2 separate regions of the Mus musculus genome follow, and region 2 is linked to region 1. Evidence: chromatin contacts called from ENCODE Hi-C or POLR2A ChIA-PET data. All regions are on one chromosome and are shown on one strand. The core of a region is the stretch at or near the end of the contact, and the rest is flanking DNA. Distances in the headings are between cores, read along the strand shown. Region 1 overlaps Tnfrsf19 (tumor necrosis factor receptor superfamily, member 19). Region 2 has its middle 36 kb from the start of Gm41168.

Region 1 (5,782 bases), core at 512-3,011:
GAAGACAATTAATTAGTTTAACTTACAGAACTATACATTCCTCCATGTGTCAAGCTTTCTAGGAAGTAAAGAAAGACAGGTGTGAAGTCAGAAGGGCAGTGGGCCAGCTGAGGGCTTTCCTGTCACAGATGGAGAGAGCCTGGGGTCTCCGTGAGCTGCATCTCTGTCAAAGAGGTTTCTGCTGTCTTTGGCACCTTCTTCAGGAAGCAGTCCAGAGTTTAATCCCCTCAAAGGAGATCTGGAAGTCTTTGGGGGAAGTGATCCTGGCGCCTCCTGTTTGTGTTTCTCCTCAGGGCTTTTCAATTTATCCACAAAGAGCCTCTTCTTCAGGCCCCTTGGGGGTTCCTGTGCCCTTGAGCCTCCCAAGGCTGCCTGCGGAAAGTAGGCTCCTTCAGGCTGCCTCAAGCAGTAAGGTTTGTCCCAGGGTGAATGGGGAACAGGCTCAGCTGGGGCTTCCTGGCTCAGAGAAGGAGCTGTGGTCCCAGGACCTGGGTACTAGACTAGAGGAGAGTCCCAGAGGCACTCTTTTCTTCTTCTTCTTCTTCTTCTTCTTCTTCTTCTTCTTCTTCTTCTTCTTCTTCTTCTTCTTCTTCTTCTTCTTCTTCTCCTTCTCCTTCTCCTTCTCCTTCTCCTTCTCCTTCTCCTTCTCCTTCTCCTTCTCCTTCTCCTTCTCCTTCTCCTTCTCCTTCTCCTTCTCCTTCTCCTTCTCCTCCTCCCCCTCCTCCCTCCCCCTTCTCTCCCTCTTCCCCCCTCCCCCTCCCCTCCCCCTCCTCCTTCTTCTTCATCATCTTCTTCAAAACAAAATGGGGACTCACACTGGTATTCCATTTTCAAAGATTGACAGTTCATTTGCTTTTAAATTTGGTTTTGTTTTCTTTCAAAGAATAGATTGCTGAACACTATTGAGAGAGGAAGTCTTAGTATTGCCCCAGGCATGGGGACTCAGCTATAGTTTCAGCTCTCAGGAGGCAGAGTCAGGATGATGGCCTTGACTTTGAGGCAAGCCTGGGTTATAGAGTTATTGTCTTGTCTCAAAACAACGACAACAAAACCCAAAACAAGTCCTGGTATTTTGGGCCACACAGGAACGTAGAAGGGTGTGGTGTATGAATCTCTCCATGACAGCAAGGCTTCCGGCTCACCTATGCATGGTAAGGGCAACATGGCTAGCAGAGACCCTCAGTCCAAGAGTTTCTGTGACAGGCTGCTCAGCAACACTGTGCTCAGCAAAGCTTGTGAATAATAAGTAGGAAAAGCCATATCTGAAGCGGGCAAAGGGACAGACAGGCAAAGGGACAGATAGGCAAAGGGACAGACAGGCACAGCACAATCACCTACCCTATTGGGAGCCCCCACAGCTCTCTTTTAAAAACCCATACAAATAGCAAATCAACTGGGAAGAACCTTGAATTGCTATGGTTAGCTAGATGGATTTTAGAAAGCCCAGGTACTAGAAATGTATCTTTTAGGGGACTACCATTGTTTCCCTCTATTTTTCCCTCTTAAGCAAACATAAATGTGCAATAAGTTCAAATGTCCTTTTAAAGTTAGTTTTGAAATGACTTTAATTCATGATATAAGGAGGCCTTTTAAGTTCTTCCAAGTGATTTGAAAAAAATCCCACTGTTTAACAGTGTGGCTCACAACGCATCAATATGAGCCCCGAGCCACGCACAACTGCCAACACTGCAGGCCAGCACACCTCCTGCTTTCCTTTCTCCCACACGCAGAGATTTATCTCATGGGTATGACTTTAGAGTCACGTGGCCTGTTGTACAGAGCCCTCGAGAACAAAGCAAACATCTAGGTTAAACACAGTCATACTGTGGTGAAAGCCTCTTTGAGTCACTTCTAAACCGCGTATTCCAGCCACAGCAGCGTTCCAAATCGAATAAGCAGTATTCAAGAAAAATCCCACAAAATTCCACATTTTTTCATCAGATCCAAGGCAGGGTTTAGCTCTAAATGTCTCGGGTGTTTTCTTCTCTCTCTCCTTACTGTCCCAAGTGGGTGCACATTTGAGACAGTCAGAACAAAGCCTGCAGTTGGGAATTTTACCTAAAGTGCCTTTCTTTTGTCTACTGTCACTGTCACTGTCAGCAGTATGTTCCAAGATCAGCCAATCACTACCACCCAATAACCGCTATTGGTGACTTGGCAGGGGGCCATGGGTAGATAGAAGCCTCACTTTCACTTTGTTATGGGTGACCTCAGCATGCATCTGGTGGGGACTGGTCATGGGAAAGGCAAAAGACTAGCTGAACTGAAGGCTCCTCAGCTATCAAAGAGTAGACTGCCCTTTTGTACTGTCCTTCGCTGGGCACCTGCGACAGAGATAGGTATATGCAAGCACTGTCCCAGGAGAAGCCAACTCTTGAATTACCGTATCCCTAATTGCATGGTCACGGCAGGAGAGGTAATGGGACAGAAAACAGGTGAAATTTTAGCCTGAGCAAGGCAGACCAGCACAGGGGTGGAGGTCCTGAGTTGTATCTGGGGCTTACAGTGACATATTGGGCACTCATTCGCTTAGTTATATCCCAAACCTATCACCACCTGGATATTATTATTATTATTCCTGTTGGCTGGGGAATAAAACAGAGTCAAAGAGAAGATGGAAGTTATGTCAGTGTTTTATATTTGGGAACCACCACTCATAATTTACTTCCATTGCACTTAATAACTAATTTTGCTATGGAGTCATGTCTCAGTCCTTAAGACCACTGGAAATATGTGTTTCCTGGTGCAACCCATGGGTTGGGAACTGTTGTTCTAGGCACACTTGTGAGCGATTATTTCCCTTAGGTTAGACTCTGGACGTGCCCGTGGGGAATGTTCTTGATGTAGTTAACTGAAGTGGGAATACAGAGTGAGCACCATCGTTCACCCGCCCATGTGCCTAGCGTGACCTCTGCTGTCTCAGGCTCCTGCCACCCTATGTCTGCCACCATCTTTAAGATGCTTTTTAGCAGGGAGGGTGTTTTATCACAGCAACAGAGAAGTAACTATGGCAACAGGGGACCAGAGGTTCTTTCTTGTGTTTAAATCACTTTGCGGCGGCAGGGCCATAAGCTTACCCTGTAAAGAAAGAAGTTTTCTATTTAGACAATGTCTATTTATGAATTTATGTCACAGTGCTGGCTCCAAGCCTCGTGATGCTAGGCAGTGCTGCCCACCAAGCTGTTCTTTCAGGCCACCTCTTATTCTGGCTGCAGTCTCACTATGATGTCCAAGCTAGTGATTCTCTGTCTCAGCCTCCTGAGTAGCTGGGCACATGTAAGCTGTGGAGAGATTTGTTCTCTGATGTCCCGAATCTCCTCCATCTCCCATTGGGCATTTCCTAACGTACAAAGCTATTCCCAGGCCACACTAATTTTACTAGCGTTCTTGGAACCCCTGCCTGCACTGACCACCACACTGGTTGGATCGTGCCTGATTCCCTATAAGGCAGCAGCTCTCCAAAGCACTTGGAAAGGGAGCTGGGGTGGCTCAGCAGGTAGAGCACCAGCTATGCAAGCATGAGGACCCGAGTTCAAATCCACAGCACCTACATAAATTCTGGGCATGGTGCTATAAGTGTAGCCACAACACAGCTCTGTGTTGGGGGCCAGGGTTTGGGGCACACACCACCTAGTATAGCAATCCATGGGCTCCAACTCCAATTTCAGTGAGAGACCTTGTCTCAAAGAATATGATAGAAAGTGACCGAGGAAAGGCACAGACCTCTGATCTTGAACACACACAGATATATGCAGGTGTGACTGAATATACATATCTGATTCAAAAAAGGAGGGGTGGGGCACAGTGCAGATGTAGGAGAGATGCCCACAGTGCAAGGCACTCCACACTATAGCAGTGTGTGGATGCAGGGAGGATGCCTGTCTATACTGCAAGTTCCTCCACACTTGCCCTGTGTACCTGGCATATGTATGGGGCTTTTGGTGTTGATTCTGATGTAGTCTTTTGATGAGTTTGCTAGAGGCCAGAGTTTCCAGGACACTTACTGGAACCCCTGTGTCATGATCCACAAAGCCAGTATGCACTAATGACAGGCTCAGCTTACTGGGAGTTGTGAAGTTGTCTCTGGTCTCCAGACCGAGACTCGCTGGTGTCTAGCCAGGTCCCTGCTAGAAAGGAGGCTGCTTATGAGCCTCGTGTGGAGGACGGTGGAGAATGGCTGTATGTGTAAACAAATACTTTCAGCATCCCACAGAGGAAGCTGCTCCCAGAGATGTCTGAAATTAGCTCTCTCCTGCTAACAAGAACCTGCACGATAGGAGGAGAACATCAAAAGAACAGAGCAGAGGCAGCCTAGCCCCTGAAAGTCAGCCTCCTGCCCTGATCTAAGCAGAGACTCCACTTCTGCCTCTTCACTGGGCAGTTTAAGGTGCCACAGTCTGTGAGCTTCTTCTTGCCTGACTTCCTGTCCCTATTAATGTGATTCCACTATTTTATTGAAAAATAAATCAAAATAGTTCTCATCTCAAAGGCTGCTTAACAAACATAACCTGCCCGGTCCCCACTAGTAGAACCTTTGTGCAGAGGACACTTTTCAAAGGCCTCCCTTGATATCTGCTTTTCTTTTCCATGCTAAAGATGGCACCCAGGACCTTGCCCATGGCAGGTAAGTGCCATACTGCTGAGCTATGTCCCCAACTTTGAGACATGGTCTCCCAATATAGCTCAAATTGGCCTTGAACTTGACAGTCTGCTGACTGAGGCTCTACACCACTGAGATTCCAGCCCCGTGGCTATCACCCCTGGCTGCAAACTTCTCCTCCTCCTTCTCTTTCTTCATTTTTTGGGACAGAGTTTCTCTGTGTAGTCCTGGCTGTCCTGGAACTCACTCTGTAGATCAGGCTGGCCTCGAACTCAAAAATTCAGCTGCCTCTGCCTCCCAAGTGCTGGCATGCGCCACCACTGCCTGGCTGTAAACTTATCTTTTGCTGGAAGAATCGCCAAACTGTGAGAGAGAAAGCTCCGGAGGCAAGAGAGCTGGAGAACCAGATGCAACCAGAAGGCAGGGCAGGCCATCACAGAGCGAGCCCTCATCAAGTGGGGATCTTGGCCCCAGAGCAGCCACAGGGACCCAGCGCTCAGTCTCACTTGGTGACCTTTAGTGCAATGCAAACAGGTCTGGTCATCCTGATGACTGGCTGACCCCACATTTTGTCTAATGTGGTTGAGTATGGTAATTAGAGTTCTTGTTTTTCCGGAAGCTCCAAAGGGTGGGGAGGCTATCAAATGACGTCTGAGGGAGCCTTCTTCTTCCTTCTGTTTTATTTTGTTCTTAGTGAGAATCTCACTCTGGCCTAGACCGTTCAGGACGGCATGCCAGTTCTTCTGCAGCCTCCCCAGGCCGGAACAATAAATGTCAGTCATTATGCCTTCCTTTTTCTGGTGGGTTTTTGGTTTTTTTGTTTTGTTTTGTTTTGTTTTGTTTTGTTTTGTTTTGTTTTTTATCTTGGTCATACTTGGGGACCTAGGTAATTGACACCCCTCACAATATAGCATTTCAAGGGAAGCCAGGGACTGTTGCATTCAGTCCACATGTCCTGGCCTCTCTAGAGAACTCCACGCAGTTTCTCTGTGTGCTTGTCCAGTTGTCTCAGACTCGTGCCCCCAAACGGTTCTTTGGCTGTGGTTTCATCAGCTGTAGGATTCAGAAACTCTTCTAAGGGTATTCTAAACGCATGTGTTCTGTAGCCATTCTTTTCTCCCAATAGAAATTTCTCAATACAAGCCATCAACGTCTTCTGTGGAAAGAAGAGCAGAAATGTAG
Region 2 (5,684 bases), core at 1,920-4,419, 99 kb before region 1:
AGCCCATGTATGTACGACAAGGTAGGCAAGATAGATCATTTCATAACAAACATATCTGCTTATGGAAAAGTCCCAGTTATCAGAGATCACTGGCTAGAGATTTCCCCTTTTATTATAACTCCATTTGTCCCATGCTTGCCTTCATTGTAGTTCAGGAATGAGGCCTACAGCTTAGGGATAGCTCAATGTGAGAATACTTACCCAGCATGCATAGAGCCCTGAGTTCTAGCCCCAGAATGACAACATAATAATGTGCCTGGCACGTGTGTTCTCAGTCTTAAATTTATGACATCTTGAACCTCTCATTTGTGGGACTTTGTAACTCAGGTTTCAGGGAAAGCTGTATTCCTGGAGGCTATAAAATGCAGATGGGGTGTAATGGTCTCATAGTGTGTGTGTGTGTGTGTGTGTGTGTGTGTGTGTGTGTGTGTGTGTGTGTGTGTGTTTATATATGGCTTTTCCAATTGTATAGAAACCATGGGTGAATAAATACATATGGATCTTTGCTAATGTCTTGAGGATCCTAATTGCTTAAAAAATGAATTTGTTTTCAATGAAACTTGGCATTGGTTCTTAGATTTCAGAACCATCCCTGTAAACTTGATCTGTTTATAACTCCTATAACAAAAGAGGAATGATGTATGAAATGTTTTAAGACTGGGAGCCTGTTTTAGAAGGCATGCATTGCAGGAGCTGAAGGAGAACACTGTGGAGTAGGATGAGGCCTGGGGAGTCCAACACGACACGCAGGGCCAAGGATCCAAAAGGATGCACATAGAGATGAGTCCTTTCTGGGGTTGTAGGAGCTCTGGGGACCCAAGGCCTCAATTTCCCCCCACTTTAGTAGTAACTAAGCTTTAGGACTTTAGACAGGTTCTTCCTGTGGTGTGGGGATAGAGACAGATGCAACCTCCTAAGTTTGTGCAAGGATTACGTGAGATAATGCCCCATCGTACAAGAAAGTGCTCAGGACAGTGCATAGCCTATTACTATAGTCACCTATGCTCTAGGTTAAAATGGGCTGGAGAGATGGCTCAGTAGTTTGGAGAACTTGCTGGTCTTCCTGAGGACTCAAGTTCAGTTTCCAGCACCCATGTTAGGCAGCTTGCAACCATTTATAACTCCAGATCCAGGGAATCTGATGCCTCTGGTGTCTGTGAGCACCTGCACTTGTGTGCACATACTCACATGCAGATGCACGTACTTATACATCATCGTCATCATCCAAACCACCACCACCACCATCATTATCACCGACGCCGCCACCATCACTACCACCTCTTCTCACCAGGGAGACTGTGTAGTCCCTGTGGCAGCTGAATGGCACTGGGGAGCCGTCAGCCTGCAGAGTCCACACACCACCCATGCTTTCTTCCTAGAGCTGGCAGGAGCTATGGATTCAGCTTTTTAGCTCCATTTCCTTTGAGATGCAAAGCACAAAGCCTAGGATTTCTAAAGCAGGGAGTTTATCACTTCTGGTGAGCCTTGTTTATGGAGGCACTTTCTAAAATGCTTAGTTTCTTTTAAAAATGACCATTTCAGTGCACTTTAAAGAACATTATTTAATTAAGTTACACAATTTAATAACACATCATTTGCCCTTGTGCTCCCCCTCCCATTCTAGAATCACATCTTCTTAAAATTGTTCTTCCACCAGTTATGAAACTGAATCAGAGCCGGGTGTGGTGACGCACGCCTTTAATCCCAGCACTCGGGAGGCAGAGGCAAGCGGATTTCTGAGTTCGAGGCCAGCCTGGTCTACAGAGTGAGTTCCAGGACAGCCAGGGCTATACAGAGAAACCCTGTGTCGAAAAACCGAAAAAACAAAAAGAAAAGAAAAGAAAAGAAACTGAATCAGAAACAGGAGTCTACTGGCTTCCTGGGTCCCTTTGTGTGTCAGTGTGTTTGTGTGTGTGTGTGTGTGTGTGTGTGTGTGTGTGTGTGTGTGTGTAACAACAATTAAAGCAAAAGAAGCCACATGAATTTGAGAGAAAGAGAAAGCAGAGAGTATATGGAAGGAATTGGAAGGAAGAAAGAAAAGGGGAAAATGATGTAATCATATTTTAATTTTAAAAGCTAAAATGGGCCCAGTCAAGCTGCCAAGCAATAAGAATGCATAATTACATCTGAGCATCACCAAGAGTTTTCAATATTAAAGAAAAGTAGAAGACACAAAAACTTTCTGAAGGTCTTAAAACAACAACAACAAATCACCACATGACTGGGCTGGGGAGATGGCTCAGTGGGCAAAGTGCTTGCAAGACCAGAGTTCAGTTCCTAGAACCCATGTAAAAGCCAGGCATGGCATCAGGCACTTGTAACCCCAGCAATGAGAAGGCAGATACCAGCAGATCCTAGGAACTTGCTGGATAGCCCACCTAGCCAAAATAGTGAGTTCAGTGAGATGCCTTGTCTCAAAAAAGTAAGGTGGAGTGTGATAGAGGAAGCACTCAAAGTTGGCCTCTGTCCTCTGTGTGCTCATGCGCACACTAGTACACCCACGCACACACCTATGTACATACTTGGAGGGGGAAGAGGGAGAAAGAGAAAGCAAAGCAAGGCCTGGATGGACCACATGACTTTTTCTTGCAAGCCTCAATAAAGGCCTGAAGGAGTGACACAATGCTCTGGAGATTCTAGAGTGAAGTGGTTTCTGTCCTAGAATCATCGGTCAAGCCTCTGTAGATCAGCCATGAGGACATAAGGAGGACCTTTTGGAATCTGCACACCCTCAACACAAAGCCCATGAGAAGCCCAAAGACTGAACCAATCATGGAGGGAGTCATGGGGGCCTAGGGAGATGGCTGCGCACACGTACAGAGCGCAAGCCCTGAACATCAGAGTGACCACAGATGTCGATACAGAAATACAAAATGAATGGGAGGCCCAAGGAAAGACAAAAACAGACTGTGAGAAACTGGAGCTGAGTTACCAGGATGGCACAAAACCAAGGGTAAGATCGCTAACTCCAGGAAAAACAGAAGTTCGTACGGATATGAAACAGTAATCTAAATTTACTGCAAGGCCCAGACAGGAATAATATTCAGGTAGTTGCAAGGGACTGAGTGTTGAACTGGTTGTCTTGTGGTGTTTTCGGGGAGATGAGAGGACTGGAAGAGTCTGGGTGAGCACAGGAATTGAAAGAAGGAGTGGGAGAATAGCCAGCATTGCTAATGGAAGGCAGCCAGCCACTGAAAAAGGAGCCATCCATACTCAGGCTGTTTGGAGAAATAGTGTCTAAGACCAAACAGCTCAGGCACAGACAGTTGCCTTGCTGGATAAAACTAAGGGTATCTATAGCTTTGACAAAAACTGGAGCAAGGACAAACAGGCAAAACAAACAAACAAAATGTATGTTTGATCTGACACCCTAAAACTAGGGAAATGTGGAGTTTCCGTTGGTAAAATTATCTCCCGAACTGACTCAGACTATGCAAAAAAGAATGTAGAGAGAGACACTAAAAAAAATCATTGTAATTAGAAGGGACTAGAATTCTTTGGAATTGAAAACTTTTGGAACTTGTGAAAATTATGGAACATATTAGAAGAGGAAATAAGAGCTCCCATTATGAAACAGAGCTGACTGAAAACTCACATGGCTTCATGAAAAATTGTGAGTTTGGGTTGGATGATGCTTTGGTGTTTCCTGTGGGGAGCTGCCACAGAAGGCGATCCAGGCTGCAGGCTGTCTCTCTTCATAGTCCGTCAAGGCCTCCTGTCTGTACGGCAAGAGGTAATGTAAGGAATTGGACTGTATTGGATGCTTCTCCGATTCCGTTATCAAAGTTGTTTTGCTACTATTGAGGGTCTCCGTGTGTAAGGCTGTGGGCCACAGCACACACGTGGAAGTCAGAGGACAACGCAAGGAAGTAGGTTCTCTCATTCCACCACGGGATTCTGAGCTCGAACTCAGGTGGGTGGATTGTGATGCAAGGGCCTCTACCGGTGCAGCCATTTTGGTGTCCCACATCTTCAGTTAGGGATTCTTGATTGGATATGATCTCAACAGGAGTACAAAGGTCACAAGGGAACAGTCACGAGGGAGTCCCTACCACAGAGGAAGCTCAGGAGGCACAAATCCAGGAAACACAGGAACTTGGGTGGCTGAGAAGAAATGGAGCCAACTAAGCAGCCAGGACCCAGAGTGAAAGATCAGTCACTGGGAACCCAGCATAAAATGTGGGAGCAGGGAACAACCCGAAGGGAACTCAAGCCCCATGACTGACTGTGCATCCTGCTCCCATCTGTTTGGGTTTTCCTGCTTTGCACTCTGCCAGCAACGTTGGAAAATGCATGAAACGATTCCATCTCATCGCTAGCAGGGAGGCTGATCAGAAGGAGAATATAATGAAGTTGGTCATGGAAATGGCGGGGGTGTATCCTGTAGAAATCAAAGCCAGCAGGCATGAGCCAGGACTGTCTCTTTTACAGAATACTGCTGGGATTCTCAGCACAGCATCCTGAAAAGGCCCTGGGAAGAGAATTCTGGACCACTTCCTAAGTCTAAGAACTCTGTGGCAAATTCTCCAGGAAAGAATGTCATTCAAAGTGTTCAACTGGGTTCCTGGTTGATTTCTCTGGGAATCAGATATGGAGTCAACTACAACTTAGAAATTAGACACTAGAGGACTAAGCCTCCAGCCCACCATCACCCTTGCCTTTTGTGTCCCCTAGCTCTTGGACTCCTAGCTAGCATTAGCATTATGTGTTTCTATCGTCTTCCAAAAGGAAAGGGGGAGGGGAAGGCAAGCCTGGACCCTGGCCACCAAGTCCCAAGGACACAAAATTTCACTCAAAGGATCCACTTTATAAGACTTGGTTCAGAGACTATACACAGTTCAAGGTTGGTACAAGATAATTGATCACACTGTGAACCCTGAGACTATACACTGGAAAAAAACTGTCTCTAGTTAGAGTGTAGCTCAGCCCAAACACACACCTTTAATCCAAGAGTGTTGTAGGATACTTGATCACATTATGAGATTGCATATTGGAAAAAAACACAATCTAATGTTTCTAGTTATGGTTTGGCTCAACCCAAAAACACACTTTTAATCCAAGAGCTTTCTTTCTATTGTAAAAAAGGTTAAGTAAAGTCAACGATACATCAGAGACAGAGTAAGCAACTTGTCAGGGAAGGAACATAGGAAAAGGCCATAGAGAGTTGGGAGGAAGTCAGGAGGACAGATAGAGAGACGCACAGGAAGTAGAAAGGAGGGACATTCTGTTAGAAAGGTTTTTAAGACACTGAGGAGGAGAACTGACTCTTACCTTCTGAGATGTCAGTTGAAGAGGAAGGTCAGCTGGGTTCTTTCTCTGCCTCTCTGAGCTAGTAGGCTTTTCACTACAGCACCTGGCTCCTGAGTCTTCATTTGGTAAAAATCAAAGGATTGAGATTTTGTTTTAAAAACAATAGAAGGCCACATAGGACTTAAACAACACCAAAGGTGATGAGCCATGTAGAGATGAGAAAGGTCTGCAGACCTTCTAATTGTGGCTTCTCATTCAGACAGAGCAAAGAGAAGAGAACATGTGACCAGAACACGGTAGCTTCAACTTAGAAGTTTCTGCCTGAACCATGGAGTTGAAACCAAGATGACCGGGAAGGGATGGGAGGGGAGGAGGCACCTCAGCATCTCTTTCCACTTGCAGTCTCTCGCCCAGCCATGGAGCTGTCTACTGTG

What was found. A loop is a pair of places that touch in the nucleus more often than their neighbours do. ChIA-PET counts read pairs that join two places held with the same protein, here RNA polymerase II (POLR2A).
Region 2: a loop to region 1 is called in a map of T-helper 17 cell, with 1.9 times the contacts of the local background. The contact joins two enhancer-like sites. A Hi-C loop is called at or near these places in 2 of 37 maps with a recorded cell type or tissue (T-helper 17 cell and adrenal gland). POLR2A ChIA-PET finds 5 or more read pairs at or near these places in 1 of 5 experiments (embryonic stem cell).

Annotation. Positions count from the first base shown.
Region 1 is chr14:60,989,692-60,995,473 of GRCm38, reverse strand. All of the region lies in intron 5 of Tnfrsf19 (tumor necrosis factor receptor superfamily, member 19), which reads left to right. Among named protein-coding and RNA genes, the nearest start is that of Gm41167, 45 kb to the left of the region's middle. Within about 2 kb of position 1,761, at least 1 of the 3 ENCODE cell types and tissues checked has a DNase peak (open chromatin) inside an H3K27ac peak, as active enhancers do.
Region 2 is chr14:61,089,762-61,095,445 of GRCm38, reverse strand. No RefSeq gene overlaps it. Among named protein-coding and RNA genes, the nearest start is that of Gm41168, 36 kb to the right of the region's middle. Within about 2 kb of position 3,169, at least 1 of the 3 ENCODE cell types and tissues checked has a DNase peak (open chromatin) inside an H3K27ac peak, as active enhancers do.